Linked DNA regions of Homo sapiens: region 1 is linked to region 2. Evidence: chromatin loops called from intact Hi-C (ENCODE). Cell type or tissue: ascending aorta. All regions are shown on one strand. Links, peaks and the distances in the headings refer to the core of each region. The heading gives the core; the rest is flanking DNA.

Evidence for each region. Hi-C counts contacts between places; a loop is a spot of excess contacts. Peaks named below come from ENCODE experiments on the same cell type or tissue, not always from the same donor. Only the 100,000 strongest peaks of a DNase experiment are listed, where the experiment ranks them.
Region 1: a loop joins it to region 2, with 2.3 times the contacts of the local background. A loop is called at or near these places in 5 of 110 quality-filtered maps.

The regions. Positions count from the first base shown.
Region 1 is chr18:48,619,965-48,625,342 of GRCh38, reverse strand. All of the region lies in intron 2 of CTIF (cap binding complex dependent translation initiation factor), which reads right to left. Among named protein-coding and RNA genes, the nearest start is that of MIR4743, 48 kb to the left of the region's middle. RefSeq lists an enhancer at 1,992-2,171. In ascending aorta, for the core only: no CTCF peak of the experiment used is centred there; a DNase peak (open chromatin) is centred at 2,256; H3K27ac peaks cover 3,619 bases.
Region 2 is chr18:48,485,575-48,490,952 of GRCh38, reverse strand. No RefSeq gene overlaps it. Among named protein-coding and RNA genes, the nearest start is that of CTIF, 51 kb to the left of the region's middle. In ascending aorta, for the core only: no CTCF peak of the experiment used is centred there; a DNase peak (open chromatin) is centred at 2,222; H3K27ac peaks cover 1,336 bases.

The sequences.
Region 1 (5,378 bases), core at 154-5,153, 130 kb before region 2:
TATGCATAAAGTACTTGTATAATTTAGAATACATTTTTTAAATAAGGGGAAAATATATAATAAATCCCCCATGCTGAACCACCCCGCAGTCCTCCTATAAACTCACTTCTTCTGTTAAGCCTTTCATGGGTGGTCCACCATTGAGTACTTCCTCCTGTGAGCAAAGACATCAGGAAAAATGAATTTAAGGGCAGAAGGAAATGAAGAGATGGGATTTTAGAAAAAGGGCGAGGGAACAGTGAACAGGGAAGGCAGAATGAAAGGAGAGACGTAAAGAGAAAGAGGAGAAACTTGTTAGGAAAAGCCATTGAGCCGATCTGAACACTCTCACCCTATCCTATTCATTGCCACTGCTGCACCCCTTTGTAAAGATCACTGCATTTTAGATGAAACCCAGGGTTTCCAAGTGCCGGAAAGCATCAAAATAGGGCTATAGGAAGTGATCTTCACTCTCACTGGCTCTTAATTTGACCCCTTAACAAGAATTTACTGGAAACTATGCTGTCATTAAATGTATCTTCATAGGGTTCCTACATGTTATCTTTCCAAGAGACTGGATCGGGGCAGCAGGCCATGGAGGGGGAGAAAGGAGACAGCCCTGCTCCCACTGTGGCAATCAGAGTCATGCACAGGCTTATGAATAGTTCAGGCCCAGGCCCCTCACCTTTGCCTGCATCTCTAGCAGTGGGGCCTGTACATCAGTATTTCTCACAGCTCCCTAAGTGAGTTCATGCTCGCTCAGAGTTGCATACTGCTTCCAAGCTTTCTGGTGATCCACTAGATCATCCACGAACATCACATGTGCCAAAATTTTCCCCACTTACAACATCCTAATCTCTTCCCCAAAAGATTAGTGGTCAATGAGATTTGGAGACCTAATTTTCTTTCTATAGGAAAGAAATCTATATTAACCACCCAACACCCAATCAGTCATGGCCTGTACGGAGCAGGAAACCAGAAGTAGGTGGGGTGGGGATGGGGCTCCAGAGCCCAGCTCAGCCACCACCCAGCAGTGGGGTTTGGCCATGCTCCATTTCTGTGCCTCAGTTTCCCTCCTTTAGAATAGGGCTAAAATCCCTCCTCCTCCCAAGGATAGAGTGACTGTGGGGACTTCCAATCTATTGGACAGCAGGTGCTCCTGAAACATGGGGGAGGGGTACGATGTAAAATACGGGGGAGGGGCGTGGTGTCAAGCATGGGGAGGGGCGTGGTGTCAAGCATGGGGAGGGGTGTGGTGTCAAGCATGGGGAGGGGCGTGGTGTCAAACATGGGGAGGGGCGTGGTGTCAAGCATGGGGAGAGGTATGATGTTAAACATGGCATCCAGAAAATGTTGGCAAACTTAAAACACACATTGTCTTGGTTATTCATCTAAGAGACAGGAAAACTGATCTATCTATCTATCTTATCTATCTATTATCTATGTATTATCTATCTGTCTGTCTATCCATCCATCCAGCCAGCCAGCCATCCATCCATCCATCCATCCATCCATCCTTCATTTCTTTCTAGTTGTTACTGGGAAGGACGAGAGGAACACAAGTGTACAAACATCATGAGATATTTTCTCCCTGAGTGTCAACTGTCACTTCTCAGATCCTAAAAAATGACCTCACCAGCTGAAGAGCAACATTCCTCTCCACTCCCTCAGGTCTTCTCAAGGTTTCCAAGCTTCTTAACAAATTTCCTCCCCAGAAACATCAAAATACCACACAGGCAGACAGGAACATTCCCTGAGTGTTTGCTGTTTTTTTTTTTCTTTTTGGCTTCCATTTAAACTAGTCATCAGATTAAAAAAAAAAACAAGCCAAAGTGCTTTAGCAGAAATATTTCCCATAAAGCTGTGTTAATAGAGAATTTTTTTAAAAAGTATCTTATGTAGACACAGCTAACCCTGGCCTTCCTGAGAGTGGGCCACAGCCGTCCCTCTTCCAGAGTCGGTACCCCAGGTGTGTGTGTGACTGTGGGGATCGGGGAGGCAGGGGCGCGGTAGGGGCAGGATTGAAACATCCTCCCTTTCCGGCAGCAGCAGGCAGGCCTGCAGGCCCCAGCATCCTGCCAGGTGTCTGCATTCTTCGAGGGAATTCCAGAGCATGAAGAAAGTTTAGAGAATGCATCCAAATGTCACACCACACAGGTGTTCTCCACACCACACTTCACAGCAGACGTCAGTCTGAAAGCCCCTCCACAGCCTTGCCTTGCCCGCCACACAGATGGGGGCATCCAAGCGTGAGTCAGGCCCCACTGATCCCTGGAGCTGGTGCCAGAAGCACAGAGCCCAGACTGAAAGCGCTGGGAGGGCACCTCCTTTCAAAACTATGTCCCCGCTGGCTGCTCTGGGCACAGAAATTCTACCATCAGCCACGCATACCTCTGGGGTGAAGCTTTGAGGCTTCCTTGGCTCCTCCAGGTAGAGCAAATTTCAGCTGGAGGAACCTTTGGAGGATGCCCTGCTGCAGGCCTGGATGCCACACAGCTGAAAAGGCAGGCAGCCCACAACAGGGGGTACCCAGCCAGCCCATATGCCCATCCACAGGCCCTGCTCCTGGGGAAGTCAGCTCTAGGGGCTTCCAGGGGACTGCAAAAGTTGGTTCACTTAGTTCCTGCCCTAGACAATCTAAAGAGGTTAATTTCCCTTACAATTTTCCAATCTATCCTAATCCTCCTCCTCCTTCCACTTCAGATCATGGTACTATTAGCTGTGCAATAAGCATAGTTTGTATATTAAAAAAAGGATTATGCAAATAAGTTAATGCACCACCAGACAAGACCCTCCATGCGGTCAGCTGTAGACCGCCAGGCCACCCAGCCACCACCTTGCTCCCACATTCCTCAAGGACTTTTCTCCTGTATCACAGCCACCCTTTCCCACATCCTTTTGTCCTTTCTTGGTGATTTCAAGATCCATGAAGATGGATCTGAGTTTCACGACCCGCTCTCCTCCTGGCCTCTCCCTCTCCCCCACACACTCCCATGCTCACACCCAGCCCTCTCCTGACCCATGACTGCATTCCTCCACCTCTGATTTCAAACACCCCACTCCTGGACACACGCCACACCCCCACCATCTTTCTAGCTCAGTCTCTTTGCTACCAGGATTACAATTCTTTGGGTGGCCTCCAATCCACTGACCCTACCACCTGTCAGCCTCCACAACCACCTCAGGTACCCACTCCCGTCCTGGCCTGGCTCAGCATCCAGGTGACTCACCATCATCACTCCTGTGCCTCCCTCACCCCTCTCTCCTCCACTGTATTCCCTGGAGAAACCTCCACCCTGGTTAAAGTCATCTTTGTAACTCTGCCTCTGCACCTTCGTGGCCGCAAGCCGCTGGAGAGAAACCACAGCTGTGCTGCAGGAGCCATTTTAGATGCGCGGCCCCACACCTGCCACTCCCTCCTGTCATTGTGGATGAACCGCTGGGGGCTGGGGATAGGCCAGGGCTCCAGCAACCCCTGACTTGCCCCTGGATTGAACACACAGGTCAATGCTCCTATTTTGACCTTATTTCCCCCAAATACCACCACATGTCTCTCCCCTTTACAGCTAAACTCCTCAAAACAGTTGTACTATTCTCCTAGTCTCCAGGCCATCTCCTTCTGTTCCTTGAGCTGGCCACAGGCAGGCTTCTGCCTTCACCGCTCAGTGGAAACTTCCCCGTCACGGCCCCCTGCTCAGTCAGCCATTCTCAGCCCCTCTTACCTGGCCTGGCAGTGGCCCGCAAGGCAGTCTCCCCATCCCACTCCCTCGACTCCCCTCCTGGGCTCCAGGAGCAGCCTGGTTCCCTCCTGCCTCACTGGTCTCTAGGCTCACTTCTCCTCACATTCTTTCTTCCTCATGTGGGGCCACTCCAGGGCTCAGGACTCGCACCTCCTGACGACACAGTCCTCATCATCCCTCTGACTCATCTCCGCAGCTCTCCCTCCCTCATCCTCTGCTCCAGCACCCTGGCCTCCTGGCTGGGCCCGGACTCTTCTTCCAGCCCAGCCCTGGCACAGGCTGGTCCTTCTGCCCAGATGTTCCTATCCGGATATCTCCACTACCCACCCCTCCCTCCCCTCCATGCCAGCTTCCCTGACTACGCTACTTAAAACTGCAAGCCCCTCCTGCTCCTCCTCACTCCCCGTTCCATTTTCCGCTTTACTTTTCTCCATCGCAATGATCATCCACGAGTAGAATACACAGTCCATGAGGGCAGGGCTTTTTTGCTCAATCCTAGATACGAGTCCTAGAATAGTGCCTGGCACAGAATAGAAGCTTGTTAAACACTCATGGATTGAATAACAAACAAATTATAAGCTTGCATTACTTGTGATTTTAGAACCTCAAGGACACTAAAGAAAGCATCACATCTATTTTTTTTTTTCTCCCTCAGGACTATTTTCTGTCCCCTGCTTCCCAGTGGGGACAGGGCATGGGATTACTGTGGCTTCAGCATTTCCCAGAGTGACTCCTGGTCTGAGTTCCAGCAAAGCCAAAAGTTTGTTCTGGCTTCTAAAAAGCTAGGGGTCCCACCCAAAAAGTGAGCCAGGTGGTTGGACTCAGCCTTTTCCCAAAGCAGGGTGCACCCAGGTAGCTCACCTTCTGATTGTCCCAGGAGTCCCAGGCTTGGAGATGGGATAACACGCACGAGAGGCGGATCCCCAGAACCCTGACTCCAGATAAGACAGGGGACTCTCCTGTACATGCTTGTGCAGGCAGCACTGATTCTCTGCAGCTTTTGTACTTCTTACTGTCTTTGACCTTCCAACATTCCCGAGGCAACAGCATAATTCCCATTTGCCAGATAAGAAAACACAGCCCCACAGACATTGAAGGTTCTGCCCAAGGTCACACTGGCAGCTAGAAGCCAATCTGGAAGCAGCTCTTGAACAAAAATCTGCTGAGGATTTGTGGTGTTAGGCAAAGATATGCTTGATAGGGTCCCTATCCTTAATGCATTCATACTTTATGAGGGAGAAGCCAAGACTTTCAAATCTCAGCTCACAATCTTTCAGATGAGTCCATCTCCCCTCCAAGGTCAGGGATGCCACAGACTGAGGCAGGAGGGTGCAGGACCAAACATGACGCTGGTTGGATTGCCTCATATGTCTAAGTATGTCTGACATACAGAGCCCTGGGTGAGAATCCCACGAGACTTTGGCTACTAACAATCATTCCTTTGGCTACCAACAACTACTTGTATTTGAAATCACAGAAAATATTCACAAGTTATAGTTCTTTGATGGTATGCATTATGGAGAAGCGAAACCTCCAGATCTCTCCTAGAACATAAGCTTATTGAGGACAGGGAACAGCGTTCAGCACATAGTCAGTACTCAAGAGACGTATGTTCAAAGACATGTGGGCCTGGCTGGGCCTCAAAGCCTCATTGGATAG
Region 2 (5,378 bases), core at 166-5,165:
TTTGTTGTTAAACTAGCCTTCCTCTCTCCCCCTTTTCCCTCCTCCACATTCTCTGGAAAGTGTTAGTTTCAATCTCCACCCAAATGCATATGGGAGCTTCAGCAGGGAGTGCAGAGTGATGGTCTGAAAGTGTGGGGAACCAGAAGATTCCACTGACTCAGGCCTCAGCCAGACTGGGTATGCGCCTGAGAACTGTCAAAAGAGAACACACAGACCAAGTTACAGTGTTTCCCCCAGTCATGGTATGCTGGCACTTGTGGGTAATTTAGAAACCCAGATATGGGAATTTTTCATGTTGTCCTTGTAACATCTCATCTCTTCCATCCAAGGTTTAATCATCTATCTTTCAAGCTCTGGGTTTTATCAGAATTGTTGTATTGTTTCCATTCAATTCAATTCCTGTTTATTGAGCAAACTGTAAAGGAAAACTCTAATTTGGCCAAGGTATAAGTTAATTGGAACAGTTAAATAACAAAACAATCTGGTACATACCCCTCTTGTTCTCAGTAATAATTCCTAATGCTTACAATATTGCCCGACCCATGTTAGGGACTTGATAAATATTTGTTGAATGAATGAATGAATATGCTAAGTACCGAAAGGGGGCAGTGCCTCCATTAGGTTTCTTAACGTCTCCTTGGGTGACCCACAATATTTTCCCAATTGTCTCCTGCCCTCTAGCACTCTTCCAAACTAATCCATTCTCCACTTGACTGCCACTGTAATCTTTATAAACTGAAAATTTGCTTGTGTCATGCCCAGGTCTAAAGTACTTTAACTTTCCATCATGGCTCTCCAGTGCTCTCAGGACAAAGTTTATTTATTTTTATTTTTTGTTTTAATAAACAATATGTATTTCTTAGATTTTTAATTTCTAATTTTTATGGGTCCATAGCAGGTGTATCTATTTATTGGTACATAGGATAAAGTTTATTATGTCATTCATTTATTCACTGAACTGAAGGTCTCCTGAGGAAAGATCACCACTGAGCCTTGGGCAGAAATTCTCAGCCTGGGGGCTGTGAGGACACACAATCAGATACCTTCTTTTATTATTGAGTGCCCAATGTAGAGATAGACAGCCACTGATCTAGAAACATATGGAAAAAAGGCGTATAACATTATAAGGGTATATGCATATAAGGGTATATGCAGCATGCAGCAGACAAAGCCTGCTTGTGAGAGGTAATGCTGGAAGTGAGCATTTCTTTTCTGAGAAGGCCATTCCAGGACAGGCTCCACCCAAATCAGGGATAAACCAACAGAGAGAGAAGCCGTGCCATTTCACCACTTAGTGTCATATCATCCTTCCCTGGGCAATAAAATCCCCCAGGTTAGCCTCCTGCCCTCTCCTGGAATTTCCTTGTCACAATCTGGCTGATTTTGGCTTTGGCCAAGCCTCTTTTCTGGGGAAGTTGTCCAACGGAGCTTGCCTGGAGAAAAGTGTGTATTGCATTGTTGCATATCCAACCTAGGAGAGTCAAGAAAGCAAACCTCAGGCAACACACCCAGAACTCAGTGGGTCAGAATAGAGCAGGAGTGGAAGGCTCCAAGAAAGAGATGTCTGAGAAAGATATCTGATATTATTTGTGGTAATTAAGACATCTTAACAATGGAATTAAGATGAACAATGCAAGGGAAAAAAAAGATAACTAGCAATTTCAAAATTCTGTGCAAGAAAGGAGTACTTCCTGGTACAAAGCTGACCTTCAGGAGCCAGCTCTCTGCTTGGGGTGAAAAGTGTAAACATGCATAAATAGTTATTAGTTAAGTTTCTGTCTCTTTTTCCCCCTTGCTCAGGACCCTCTTCAGCCAGCAGGTCTTAGTTCTGTCCCCAGCACAGCTTGCTCATTCAGGTCCTTAGTGACCTCCCAGTCTTGACACCTCTTCCCCTAGGACATTTACAATCCCACTGACCCCTTAATGCCCATATTGTATTTCTCAAGATGTCTCCCTGAACCATTCCACCCCAAAGGGATATCATTCTCTTCTGAAATTCATTAGCACCTATACTCTTAAGGAAGTTATCACTAACTAGTCAAGATTTTAAATAGTCTTTTAATGGGTATATATCTTCTGCAACCTTCCAAAGGGAAAGGGTACCCCTCTTCTTAGGCACACCAGGGACCTAACAGAGTATGCTCAGTCAACATTTATCCACTGGTTGATGATTAATGCCTGAGCCATGTGGCAGGGCTCCAAACATCACAGGCATTCCAGGAAGGAATGCAGAAGCTGCTAGCTATGTTATCTCACCAAGTGAGCTCAAGATAATGTAGAAAGCTGGATGGAGGCCAGCCCTGGTCCAAATCTCTGTGAGTGCCCTTTTTGTCTCTTAAGAAGGCTATTATACAGACCCTGACCTGGGTGACAAAATTCCTGAGGCTAGAGGCCTCCCCTCCCCCTAGAATTTCCAAGTCATAGTCTTGTTGATTTCTGCTCTGGCCAAGACCCTCTCCTGTGGATGACGTTTGTGTGAGGATGGCTGACAATGAATGTAGACCGTGCTGTTGTATATATATCAGATTAGGCAGCAGCCGGCACAGGTGGTCCTGACCTGGCAGTGGACTCTGAGTTGCTGCTGAAGTCCCCAGCTCCTTCCTGACTGTCGACTTTTTATGTCTTCATTGAGTACCTCTTAACCTTCTCAGTATGTAGTTCTTTGTCATAGATCTAAGTCTTTGATTTCACAGGACACGGGCAATACAAACTGGCTGGCTTCTCGGTGACCACATGCCCCCAGTACCCCTGCGTTCTTGCCTTGGTCCTATCTGGGGAAATGTTTTCCCTGACCCAGGGGAGCAACCTGGTTAGAGTAGAATAGAGTCAAGCAGGGTAGGCCAACCTGGGTAAGCTGAATTGTTGTGGAGGAGGTGGTGGGTGATGGTGATGTAAGAGGCCTTAGCTAACATTTAGTTCAACCCTCTTGTCTTACAGATGAGGAAACTAGTGCTCAGTTTTAATTAATTTCAGTCACAATATAAATTCATTTAATCTCAAGAGTTAGAAAGACACTTAAAATTCTTGGGAGGAAGTCATGTCATTCAATAATTCATCCAATGCTCGGCTGAGCATGATGGCTCATGCTTATAATCCCAGCATTTTGGGAGGCCGAGGCAGGCAGATTACCTGAGATTAGGAGTTCGAGACCAGCCTGGTCAACATGGTGAAACCCCTTCTCTATTAAAAATACAAACATTGGCCAGTCATGATGGTAGGTGCTTGTAATCCCAGCTACTTGGGAGGCTGAGGTAGGAAAATCGCTTGAACCTGGGAGGCAGAAGTTGCAGTGAGCCAAGATGGCGCCATTGCACTCCAGATTTGGGCAACAAGAGCGAGACTCCATCTCAAAAAAAAAAAATAATAATAATAATAATAATAATTCATCCAATGCTTGAGTCCTTTTCACAGTGTCCTGGCCACGTAGTTTTCTCAATCGTGCTTGAAAACCTCCAGTGGCAGATATCTTACTACCTGCTCATCACATATTCAGACAACTTTGGTTATTTAAAAAGTGAGTTAAAGAGCTGGAACTGGACACCAAAACTCCTGCATCTTTTTCCAGTATTCTCTCCCTTCTACCAGGCTGATGCTCAGTTCTTTTGAGGAACCCCAAGGGATAGAGGCATGAAAGATAGCTGCCTACTTCTCAGGGGAGAGAGGCCAGAAAAACTCAGAGGGGAAGACTTTAGGGTGACAGGGAAGAATCCCCTCTGTGTTCTCTGATTTAGCTGGGGCACAGTTTTCCTAAAAGAAGAGAGAGACAAGGAGAGACAACAAGGAGAGTGGAAACCCCGTTTAAATCATTCCCTTACTAATGATGTCTTAGAATGTAAGAAAAGACACCGTTTTAGTACTCTTTTAGGAGACTGTTTGGTGTGGTACTTATAAACTAGAGAGAAACTCCAAAGTCAGAGCTCCTTGGGTAGGAATGTTGCAACCTTATCTCCTGCAATGGTGGAAAAAAATTAATGGTCAAATGGATATTTACAGAATGTCTCACGGGTCCCAGATCTGTGCTAGGTTACATAAACACCCTCCCACTTACTCCTCATAATAACCTTGTGATGTGGGGGACAATAAGGCTGTAAATCTAAGTATTTGCTTAAAGTTTTACAATAAGTGATTGAGGAAGGAATAAATCCAGACTTCAAGACTCAGAGAAGAGCAAAAGCTTTTCCTGCTCTGAGCTTCCTTTTTGTGGATCCTGGCACAGTAGAAAACAGACTTGTACTCTCATGACCATTATTATGGGGTTCCTGGAGTCATTGTAGGGGTGTGGAGAGCTGCTAGAGATTAAAAAAATGGAGACAGTCAGCCTCTTTGGGGCTGGCTTCTAGAAGTGGCCATTATAATAGGGTAGAAACATGTGGTTGTCTTGGAAAGGAAAACTCTTGTGAACTAAAAAGTATTGGAGAGCTATGGATTAGAGGAAGAGCAGGATGAGAAGGGAAGCTGCCTGAACCCTGAGAAGGAAGCCCTTTTAGTTTCCCAGGGTGAGAGGCTAAGGAAGGTCCCCAGACACACCCCTCCATCATGGCCAGGGCTGGCTGGGGACACAGCTTTGGAAACAACAGTGTGCTGGTAGCTGAAGAGAGCCAGGCCTTCCTGAGGCTAGGAAGGATGAGAAATCTGTTCTTGCCATCCCCACTTTCATTCATTCATTTGCTTGTTCATTCAACAAATATTTACTGAATATCTATTGTGAGAGGCCCCTGTCAACCCTCTTTAGCCCATGGTACCCTGATGCATTCCTTTGATGTCTCAAAGCTGGTAACACCCATTATCTGGATCTCTGGTCCAGGACTCATACCTGAGAAGTTGTCTTGTCTACTGGTATAACACACCACTCCCAGACTTAGTGACTTAAAACAGACAGTATTATCACTTATGATTTTGTTGGCTGGTTGGGCTCAGCTGGGTGATTCTTACTTAGGATCTCGTACGTATTTTCAGTCAAATGGCAGCTGGTCGTAGAGTCATCTGAAGGCTTGAATGAGCTGACACCTGAAATGGCTCACTTACATGGCAGATGATGCCGTTGGCTGGGAGATGGAGCTGTTGACTGGAAAGCCTGCGTGTGGCTGTCCATGTGGCTTGGACTTCTCACAGCATGGTAATGGGCTTCCTAGGGAAAGTGTCCCAAAAGCAAGGATTCTAAGAGTCCAAGGAAGAAGCAGCAAGGCCTCATGACTTAGCTCAGAAGCTCGAGCACATTACTTCTGCTGCATTCAAGTGTCAAGGAAGATGGCCCATATTCATATGGAGAGGAGCAAGACTCTTCTTCTTCTTCTTCTTCTTTTTTTAGACAGACTCTTGCTCTGTCTCCAGGCTGGAGTGCAGTGGCGCAGTCTCAGCTCACTGCAACCTCCACTTCC